Linked DNA regions of Mus musculus: region 2 is linked to region 1. A link is a loop called in an ENCODE intact Hi-C map of the cell type or tissue named here. Cell type or tissue: left cerebral cortex. All regions are shown on one strand. Links, peaks and the distances in the headings refer to the core of each region. The heading gives the core; the rest is flanking DNA. Region 1 overlaps Trim2 (tripartite motif-containing 2). Region 2 has its middle 43 kb from the start of Trim2.

Region 1 (4,389 bases), core at 234-4,233:
CCCTGATCTCTGGAGTCAGGGCTCCTTTAAGGCCTCAATTCAGTGCTTCACTGTGGGGAAAGAATGAGTATCATCAATTATGCAATTTCATATATTTGAATAAAGAATTGTTAGTGGTCACTCTTAAACTAATGAAGGTGGTAAACTTAAGTACTGAATAGTATTGCCTGCCTCCACTGTGAAAGCTGTGAGTTCCATTCTACCATGTATGCCTTTGATCCTGAAATATTGGTTACAATATAAAGACCTAAGCACTGTTAGAGAGGCACTTGTTGGCCATTTTGTGCTCTAAATATTTTAAGTGGGTCCAATCGATGACTTGGGAGGAAATCAAGTTATGGGCAAATGCAAAGTTTGTCAGGTTTCTCGATCCTTAACTGAAACCAGAAACAGAACAGAATCTGGTTTCCCCTAATCAGAGTACGTACCATCAACTTTTTTCCTCCCAAATGATTAGAACAATAAAGATCAGAGAAATGTCCTTTGCATTGTGGAACTGTGTTACACAGACCTTTACTTGGGAGATACATTGGGTGGGGAGGGTAGAAGAAGCCCTGTGGTGGATCTGATTTTACATTTCAAGCAATCTGCATTGTTTCAAGCTATTTGCTACACCCAAAGACACAGATTTGAGTTTAATTAACTGTTGAGAATCCATGGTGTCACACCCACCCAAAACACGCCTCTAAATGTGAACTTTTCATCGATTCTCGAATCTGTTCTTCCTGCTTCTGCACTGGCTTATTTGACCAGCAAAGCTGCTTTCTGATTTGCAACACCCTTGGGTGGGTACCAGTTTTGTCTGCACCGCCAGCGATGCTTGCTCCTTATGCCTCCTGGGGTTAATCCTGCAGTCGGGGATTTAGGGATGGAGCCTGGCGGCAGCCTTGCACCGGAGCATGCGAACAGCTGACTGCTGACTCAGAGGGGAAAGCCAGCCACCCGCGAATCTCTTTGCAGCTCGCTGCTGCATCCCTATCCCACAATCCCTTGCTGCAGTGTGGCTTGCTGCAGTCCTTTCAACAGACACTGAGAAAAAGATGTCCTGTGAGATAAAGATTGATTGGTCTGAATTCGGAAGGGGGTCTCCTACTTGTTAATGACCCAGAAACATTCCTGCCGACTTTCCTGAGCCTTCTCTCATTTCCTCCATTTTTCTCTTCCTCTGTCCTGTTCATGAGCTGGCGCATCACTACTTAGAGCAGAAGATATGCTGGGCTTCTGATGATGGCTGCATTGCATGGTAGGGAATTTTAACCAGTCTCTTTGCATGGTGCTTCCAAACTTGAGAAGGTAGCAGAAATGTGCATTGTTCTTTTGGATGGCCGCGGAGCTGCAGCGACAGCCTCGAGGGGGTGTCTTTCTTTACCTCGCTGACTAGTCTGTTGATCGGGAGAAATGGGTAGGTCCTGGGTGCTTGCTTTTCTATCTGGTGGATAACTGCTCCTGCGTCTCTCGCTTTCCTTTCTTGGTGATGCTGCATGTTCTTTGACTACAAAATAGGGGAAGACCCACTCTTTGCCTAAACAAAAGCATCAAATTAACAAACGTGGGGAGAAAGCTGTTGTGAACAGATTAGGTTGTTGTTGTTTTTTTAATCCATTTCAGTCGTTATTGTAATGTTGTCTTGACTTATTTCAAGAATTACTTTTCCTGTATCTTTTTAGTGAGATAAAGTATTAAATTTTCAGGGTTCCTTCCTGGCTACTCCTAGGTGGAGGGTGTGCGATTCTACCCTTCCCCCACCCGGCTCTCTGCCTTGGGTTGAAACGCTCTCTGCCTCCCAGTTACCATTGGAAACCCATTCATTCATAATGCATGACACGACCCCCTGGATTCTAGATGCCATTGAGAGCTGCAAACGTACAAGCATCAAATATTTCTTTCTGGCAATTTTTCTTGCCTTGGACGTACAGTCAAATCTGGGTGGAGCTCAATGAAAGAACTACATAGTCAGAGAGAAATCCTTGGGTTGGCCCTTAGTTCTGCTTCCTTGAATCACGGGTAATTTTTGTGTCAGTTTTTTTTTTTTCCACTCCCTCCTCCTCCTGCAAGAATGCCCCACCCTGACATTAATCCTCATTGTACGGCAATAGGAAAGCCAGTAGGAAGGCCATTTATTTCCAACTAAAAATCAAATGGTGAATAAATGAACTCTGGAGCCAAAAGACAATATTTTCATCTGAAAAAAAAAAAGATAGGTTCTGTGTCATAGCTTCCAAGATCTAGACTTCAAATGAGGCATTTACAAAACTATCTGTTCTTCATCTCATGTTACAGCAGTTTTATTCTCCTTGAGTAAATTGCTGGGGATTTTAAAACAGTGTGATAAAGAGGGCCATTTGATCCCTCCCTAAGTTGCATTTTTCTTTGCGTAGTATGAATTGATTTTTCAGAGTACTTCCCTTATTTTTAGGCAGGTGCTTTATTGGCCCTGTTCTGACCCAGTGTAGTGTTAAATAATGCCGGCCACTGGAGGGCCAGCCCACCAGGACACAATGAGAAGTTTCCTGTGTGGTGTGGCAGGGGAAACTCCTCTGGTGACTAGCCCTCAGACATCCTTAGCAGGGCTTCCTGGCCCTCTAAAGAGTTCTCCTAAAAAGACAAGCAATTTGCATTGCAAAGATTGCAAGGCAATGTAAAAAATTCTCTTGACTTCTGAGAAAGGCTGTTTGGAGACTGATGATATTTAACCCACATAGTTTTTAAAAAGACAGCCAGGTCTGGACAGGTTTCTACTCCTGTGAATGTCACGATCCTAAGATAGTTTTTAAATGATTAGGACAACAAAAGAGTAATGGACGCTATGAGTTATGAAACAAAGTAAAAGCCCGTATTCATTGTCTCTAAAATGAAACTGCCCATCATTGGGATAGCCTTTTGCTCACCATTGGGATAGCCTTGGGCATTGATTTCTCCTAATTCAACACACTTATCTGCCTGCTTTACATACACACCCTAAGTATGAAGACATTTCTTAAAATTACCAAAACTTACATTTTAAGAACCCTCGCACCTCTAATTATTTCTCTGGTGGAGACTAATTCTCTAGCCAAATGTTCTCCTGTTCTAAAACATATAAAAGAGAAAGAAATATTTTAGGTTTAGAAAAATGCTGCAGTTGAAGACCCATGTGTTTGCCAGACCAGTGCTGTTTGGAACACCTCCAACTGGATCATATTTTATTCCTGCAAATTTTTGAATGTATTACTTCTAAACTGTATCAGGGTGTTAACTTGAGCACATCTGTCTTGGCTTTAAAAAGAAAAAAAAATCCTCTGTTGCCATCTGTCCCTTACTACAGGAGGGCTGCAGGTCAGAGCCCAGAGCTTCACCAACATCGGCTATTAGGGTTTTCTGAGTATTTCTGTTCTACAGGTTGTCTGAATTCAGGAGATCGGGTTTCTGCCTAAAACTTGGAGCCTTAGATTAGAACAGAGTGGGGTGGGGTGGGGTTGGGGAGCCAAGTATTCAAATCGCCTCACTTGAAGGAGCCACGTGTAGCTGTTTTTTGTATGCCAGTCTTTCTAGCCACCTCTCCACCGGGTTCTGCCTTCATTGCTCGGTGAAGCGCTCTTTATTCTTTTTCTGCAAACTTATTCCTGAAGGAAGCATGTATGCTAACTAACAACAGAAGGAACACGCTTCCTGTGCACCAGAGGCAAGAGCAAGAGGGTGTCTGTCACACAGGTTTGTGTCTTTGGGAGTTCTGAGCTAAAATACTCTCTCCCTTTTTGTCAGCCTCTCTCAGCTCCCAGAAGAGATCCTTACCCCTTAGCAACATGGCTGCTCCCTGCTTTTCAGTGGTTGCAGAATTCTCAGCTGCTTTTGTGTAGTCCCCAGAGGGAGTCTGGGGGAGCCATGGCACAGTGATGGATTAGGGAGAAGAGACCCCACTCATCTTGATTGTCCCAGGGCATGGCAAAGGTAAATGTCGGATTAGCTTAGCCACTTAACGCTCCTTACTCCTCGCACAGACTCAGCCCTTTGGAACCTTGAAAGTCCAGAGCAAGGCTTAAGAGAGTGAGGACTTGAGTCCCACTTAGAAATCAGCTTCATGTGGAGAAGCCAACACATCAAGGGAGCTGTCACACAGCCATCCCTGGCAGGAGAAGCAGAGCTCTGGGCAGCTCGGGCACACTTTCGCCTGGAGACTGACTGAAATTAAAGGAGAGGTTCTCAGTCCTTCAAACACACACACACACACACACACACACACACACACACACACACACACACACACAGAGAGAGAGAGAGAGAGAGAGAGAGACAGACAGACAGACAGACAGACAGACACACACACACACACACACACACACACACACACACCCCGAAAGAAAAGATCTTGGATTCTAATTTACAAAGTGACTCCCTGGAGTTCAGACTTGA
Region 2 (4,389 bases), core at 162-4,161, 83 kb before region 1:
GAGTGAGGTAAGGGGACCCAAGTCACCAAGCCTAGCCTGGAGGTGGCGCGAGCAAGCTTCAGCCCTGGCAGCTGCGGGAGGGACTTAAGCGCATCGCAGGAGGACTGCTCCTGTGTTCGAACCCAACACAAAAGAACCCTGGGCCTAGGAAGCCGAGGTGCACAGTCCTGTCCAGCCACTTGGGAAAGGCGATGAGCCTTTAGGGTTGTCTCACAGCAATGAGAAATAGCTTATGCCCTCCTGTCCGTGGGGATCTTTGTGCACTGCATAGGGATTGTCGCGGTCCTCCCTGAAGCCACCTCGCTGGGCAACAGGCTCACTGCCCCTGGGTCTGGATCCCAGGGGGATTTCAGAGTTCTGAGACTTCAAGCCTCTCTGCCAGGCTTCACGCTGATTTCTTCCTTTCCTGCACACGGTGCTTGTTCTTCCAGGGCAAGCATATATTTGGAGACTAGAGACAAAAGAAAAGACCCCAATTCCCTCCTTCTCCTCAAATTACGAATCTTGTGAAAAGGTGCCGTGGGTTTTGTTTGATGTTGCCATTGCTTGCTAGTGGAAACCTTATTGTACAATTTAGTATTTTATTTAATTTTGGAGATTTTGAACTTTACACATCTGGCAAAAAAATGCAAGTCTTCTCTGAGGTCTAGGTATCTCTTGAGGAATTTGGCTTTCCCTAAAGGGTTCCAAGAAATGCTCAACACAGACCAGTGCCCCTCCCCCCCAAATGCCTTGTTCAGATACTGGGGTGTCCCCATTGGCCCAGAAGCCTGTGGTTTTGTCTGTCCCAGTCTCCTGAGGTCTCTGTGCAAGGCTTGCTTTTGTTCGCCTGTGATTTCTCGTGTCCAGTATGCAGCGTCCCGGGGTGTGGGACATAGAAGACATGGCCTTCTCTAAAAGGTTCTACAGATCAAGACTAGTGCCAGTTGGCGAAGCCAGCTATGAACAAGTGCTGGAACTTTCAGGTCTGTGTCTTCTCAGGCACAGCCAGGTCACAGCAAAGTGATCTCCAGACCTGCGTAAGAGACACGCCAAGGTTTGGGCTGTTCTTCCGATTCTATTTCCTGGCTGAGTGGCTTTTGTCAGCCTGACCTTTGAGGGTTGATTTAATAAGAGCAAGCCAGACAGGAGGAGAAAGCAAGCAGAAAGGGGTGGCGGGCACTTTAACACTCAGAAAAGCCTCATCCAAACGTAGCTTAGAAACTCAACTGATTATAAATTAGTCTATAGGTAGGAAACTAAATCCATTATGGATACATATTATGGACTATATAGATCCTTTAATTTTACATATGGGATTATGGTCCTGGTCCCAAAGTGAGGCTTGGTATTTGGTGCTTGAATTTTCACTAAATCTCGATCTTCACCCCATGGTGTGGTTTCTCAGTTCTTTGTTAATTAAAATCAGATTGTGACTAAGTGAATGTGCCGTGAAAAGCAACCAATGTGGCTCTGAGGTATGAAGAATGACGTAGAAGCCAAATCAAGCCTTTCTATTAAATTTAATGGTGAGATAAAAAAAAAAAAAAGGGTGCTATTCCCAGTGTTCCCTGATCTGGAATGGAAAATGTGGGTAAAGTGTAGGGCGTTGAGAATGGGTCAGTCCAAACAGTGAAGAGCCAAGACATCAAAGCTGTTCTAGGGAAAGAGAAGTAAGTTAGTTACTGCCAAATGGGGGTAGAGCTAGGGAGATAGGTAAATCAGACCCTGATTGGCTCCAACAAAGGGACTATAAAATGGTGCCATTCACTGCCACAGAGCATCTAGAAGAAAATAAGTTGTTAACCACTTTCACCTTAGCCCCTTCCAGCCCTGGCTCCAGACCTTGGACCTTTCAGCCTCTTCTACAGAGGCCAGGTCATTTCCCAGGCTCAGATTTTAACTCATCTGGCCTGGTGAGAGCTCTCTGGGTAAGAAAATAGATGGACAGACACCTGCCCATGCCTTAGATGCCCAGGTCTGTCGCTGCAGGGGCAGGCAGGGGGCGCAAGTGCTGAGTGAAACCATGGTCTAATAGGGTTAACTGGGGAGGGCAGTAGAAGCTTACATTCAGGCTAGCCAGCTCTGCTGGAGGGAACCAGGAGTCTAGCTTTTGTTAACGTGAAACCACTAGATCTTTACAGATTGGCAACTAATTAAAATAACTAAAAGTGCATCGTGCTTGCCAAACAATATGCCCCTGCCAGGTCTGTCTTACAGTCCAGATTGGGCAGCCTCACCAGACCTTGTCTCCCCAGAACAGGACAGTGCATGGGGCACATGGGGTGGTGTTGGGTGGGCTACCACTTGTCCCAGGACCTCTATCTTCCATCCTTGAAGTTTATGCTTGCTTGCTTCGTTCCCTCCTCTTCCCCTTCCTTTCTTTATTTCTATGAAAGGAGAAATAAAGCCTGCTCTGGCAAATGCCGGCCTCTTTCTCTGTGGAGGCCCATAGTTTTCTGACCTGAGAGCTCTGGATTACTGAAATGAAGAAACAATCTCTAGTTTCCTAGAGGCTTTTCTGGCTGTGAATCAAAAGAGGTTGATCTTCACAAACTGACCACCTCTGTCTCCTCCCTGAATTCAACCCCACAGAGTTCCCTGGCAGCCTCCTGTGGAGGTGGAAATGGTCCATGGGCACTGGGAAATGAAGAGAAAGACACTGTCCGTCTCCTGGGCTGGAAAATGGGCACATGGGAAGGGGTAAGAAACAAGGGTTGTCTGGTGTATGTAAACAGTACTGTCAGCGACATAAGATCTAGTCTCAGTTCACGTGTATCTTACGTTTTCCTTCTCTAAGCCACAGAAGCAATTGAAAGTATTGTGTCTCTATTAGTCAAGAAGCATACAATGCTGCCCGCTCTTTACAGGTTGAAACATCTTTGTTGGGTGGCGAAATAATTCAAGATAGCTAGAAGACTCTTGTTTGCGTTCTCCCTCCCTTGTCCTTGGGCCGAGGCTCTTGTATTTTGACTTGGCTCTGTATTGTTTCTGTTCCGTTTGATTTGACATATATTAACCATACATATTTATGGGGTATAATGTAATGTTTTATACATATTTATCTTCTGTAACTATCAAGCTGTGCTAATTAGCATATTATAATTTCAAGCTTTAGTAATTTTTTTGTGACAGGACCATTTGAAATCCTCTCTTCTAGTCATTTTAAAATGCAATACATCTTGTTAACTGTAGTCATCCTGTGGGAGCACCAGGATTTATTTCTCCCATCTACATATTTTTTGCCAGTGACAAATCTTACCCTGTTTTCTTTCCCCTCTTCTCTCGCAGTCTTTGAGGACCAAAGTCTGCTTTCTCCTTCTGGGACGTCAGGTCTCAGGTTCTGCGTGAGTGAGGTCATGCAGAGTTTTCTTTTTGTGCTCAGCCTATTTCCTGAGGGTCTTCCAGGTCCAACCTGTTATGAATGACAGGATTTTATTCTTGTTATACCCAAAGCATATCCCATTATCCAGGTAACAATTTTCTTCATCCATTCATCTGTCAGTGCACAATTAGGTTGATTCCATTTTGTACAAAACATGGGGTACTGGTGTCTTTTTACTTGATTTTCTTTCCGTTGGCTATCTACCCAGGGTTGAACTTTTAGATCATACACGTCTTGTTTTCAGATTTTTGAGGAATGCTGTACTGTTTTCCAACATAGCTACAGTCATTTACATTCCCAGCAACCATGTGCAGAGATTCCAGTCTCTCCTCAGCCCATCAGAGTGTGGCTTCTTGGCTCTTTGTCACAGACATTTGAGCCAAGGTTAGTTGATATCTTCTTGTGGTTTTGATTTGAATTCTCTAATGATCAATGCTATTAAGCACCTTTTTATTATTCCTTGGCCATTTCTGTGTCGCAGTAGCCCAGCTTTATCTGACCAGCCATCTTGGTTATAACTACCGTTTTGTCTGCCAAGCGATTCGACCACACATTCTAAAGCCTGTAAGAAAAAGCAAAGTCATGAAAATAGTCAACTAAGTATTTTATACAATTCCTAGAAGTTTTTTTTTAACCAGTGTTATCATGCTGATAGTTTTTAAAGGAAGCCAGCTATATTCAGCCACTTTGTCTAGCTTAGTGTAATAGTCTCTTTCCTCCCACCTCAGGGTCCCAGGACCCTCTTCTCTTGCTGGTGCTATGGTTCATCTCTGTTCATAAATCCAGTGTGAATTGTATCTTGTACAATTCTGGACACTGCCCTGTCTGAATCTCGCTTTTTGGCATCATCTTTGTGCTGGCTTTTATACACTTGGTCTCCTGAAATGTGACTCCACTTCTTAGAAATGACTTATCTGTTCAAAAATATTTTGCTCTATTTTAAAATCAGATTCTCTGTTTCTTGATATTGAGGTGTTAGTTTCATTATATATTCTGGACGTTAACTCAGTTCAGATGAAGAATCT

The links. Hi-C counts contacts between places; a loop is a spot of excess contacts. Peaks named below come from ENCODE experiments on the same cell type or tissue, not always from the same donor. Only the 100,000 strongest peaks of a DNase experiment are listed, where the experiment ranks them.
Region 2: a loop joins it to region 1, with 2.9 times the contacts of the local background. A loop is called at or near these places in 5 of 42 quality-filtered maps.

What each region holds. Positions count from the first base shown.
Region 1 is chr3:84,217,483-84,221,871 of GRCm38, reverse strand. All of the region lies in intron 1 of Trim2 (tripartite motif-containing 2), which reads left to right. Among named protein-coding and RNA genes, the nearest start is that of Gm40078, 9.3 kb to the left of the region's middle. In left cerebral cortex, for the core only: CTCF peaks have their summits at 899 and 2,465; DNase peaks (open chromatin) are centred at 1,824, 1,928, 3,643, 4,097 and 2 more places; H3K4me3 peaks cover 3,570 bases; H3K27ac peaks cover 2,899 bases.
Region 2 is chr3:84,300,098-84,304,486 of GRCm38, reverse strand. It overlaps a transcript of Trim2 not described here. Among named protein-coding and RNA genes, the nearest start is that of Trim2, 43 kb to the right of the region's middle. In left cerebral cortex, for the core only: a CTCF peak has its summit at 1,991; a DNase peak (open chromatin) is centred at 2,023; H3K4me3 peaks cover 392 bases; H3K27ac peaks cover 228 bases.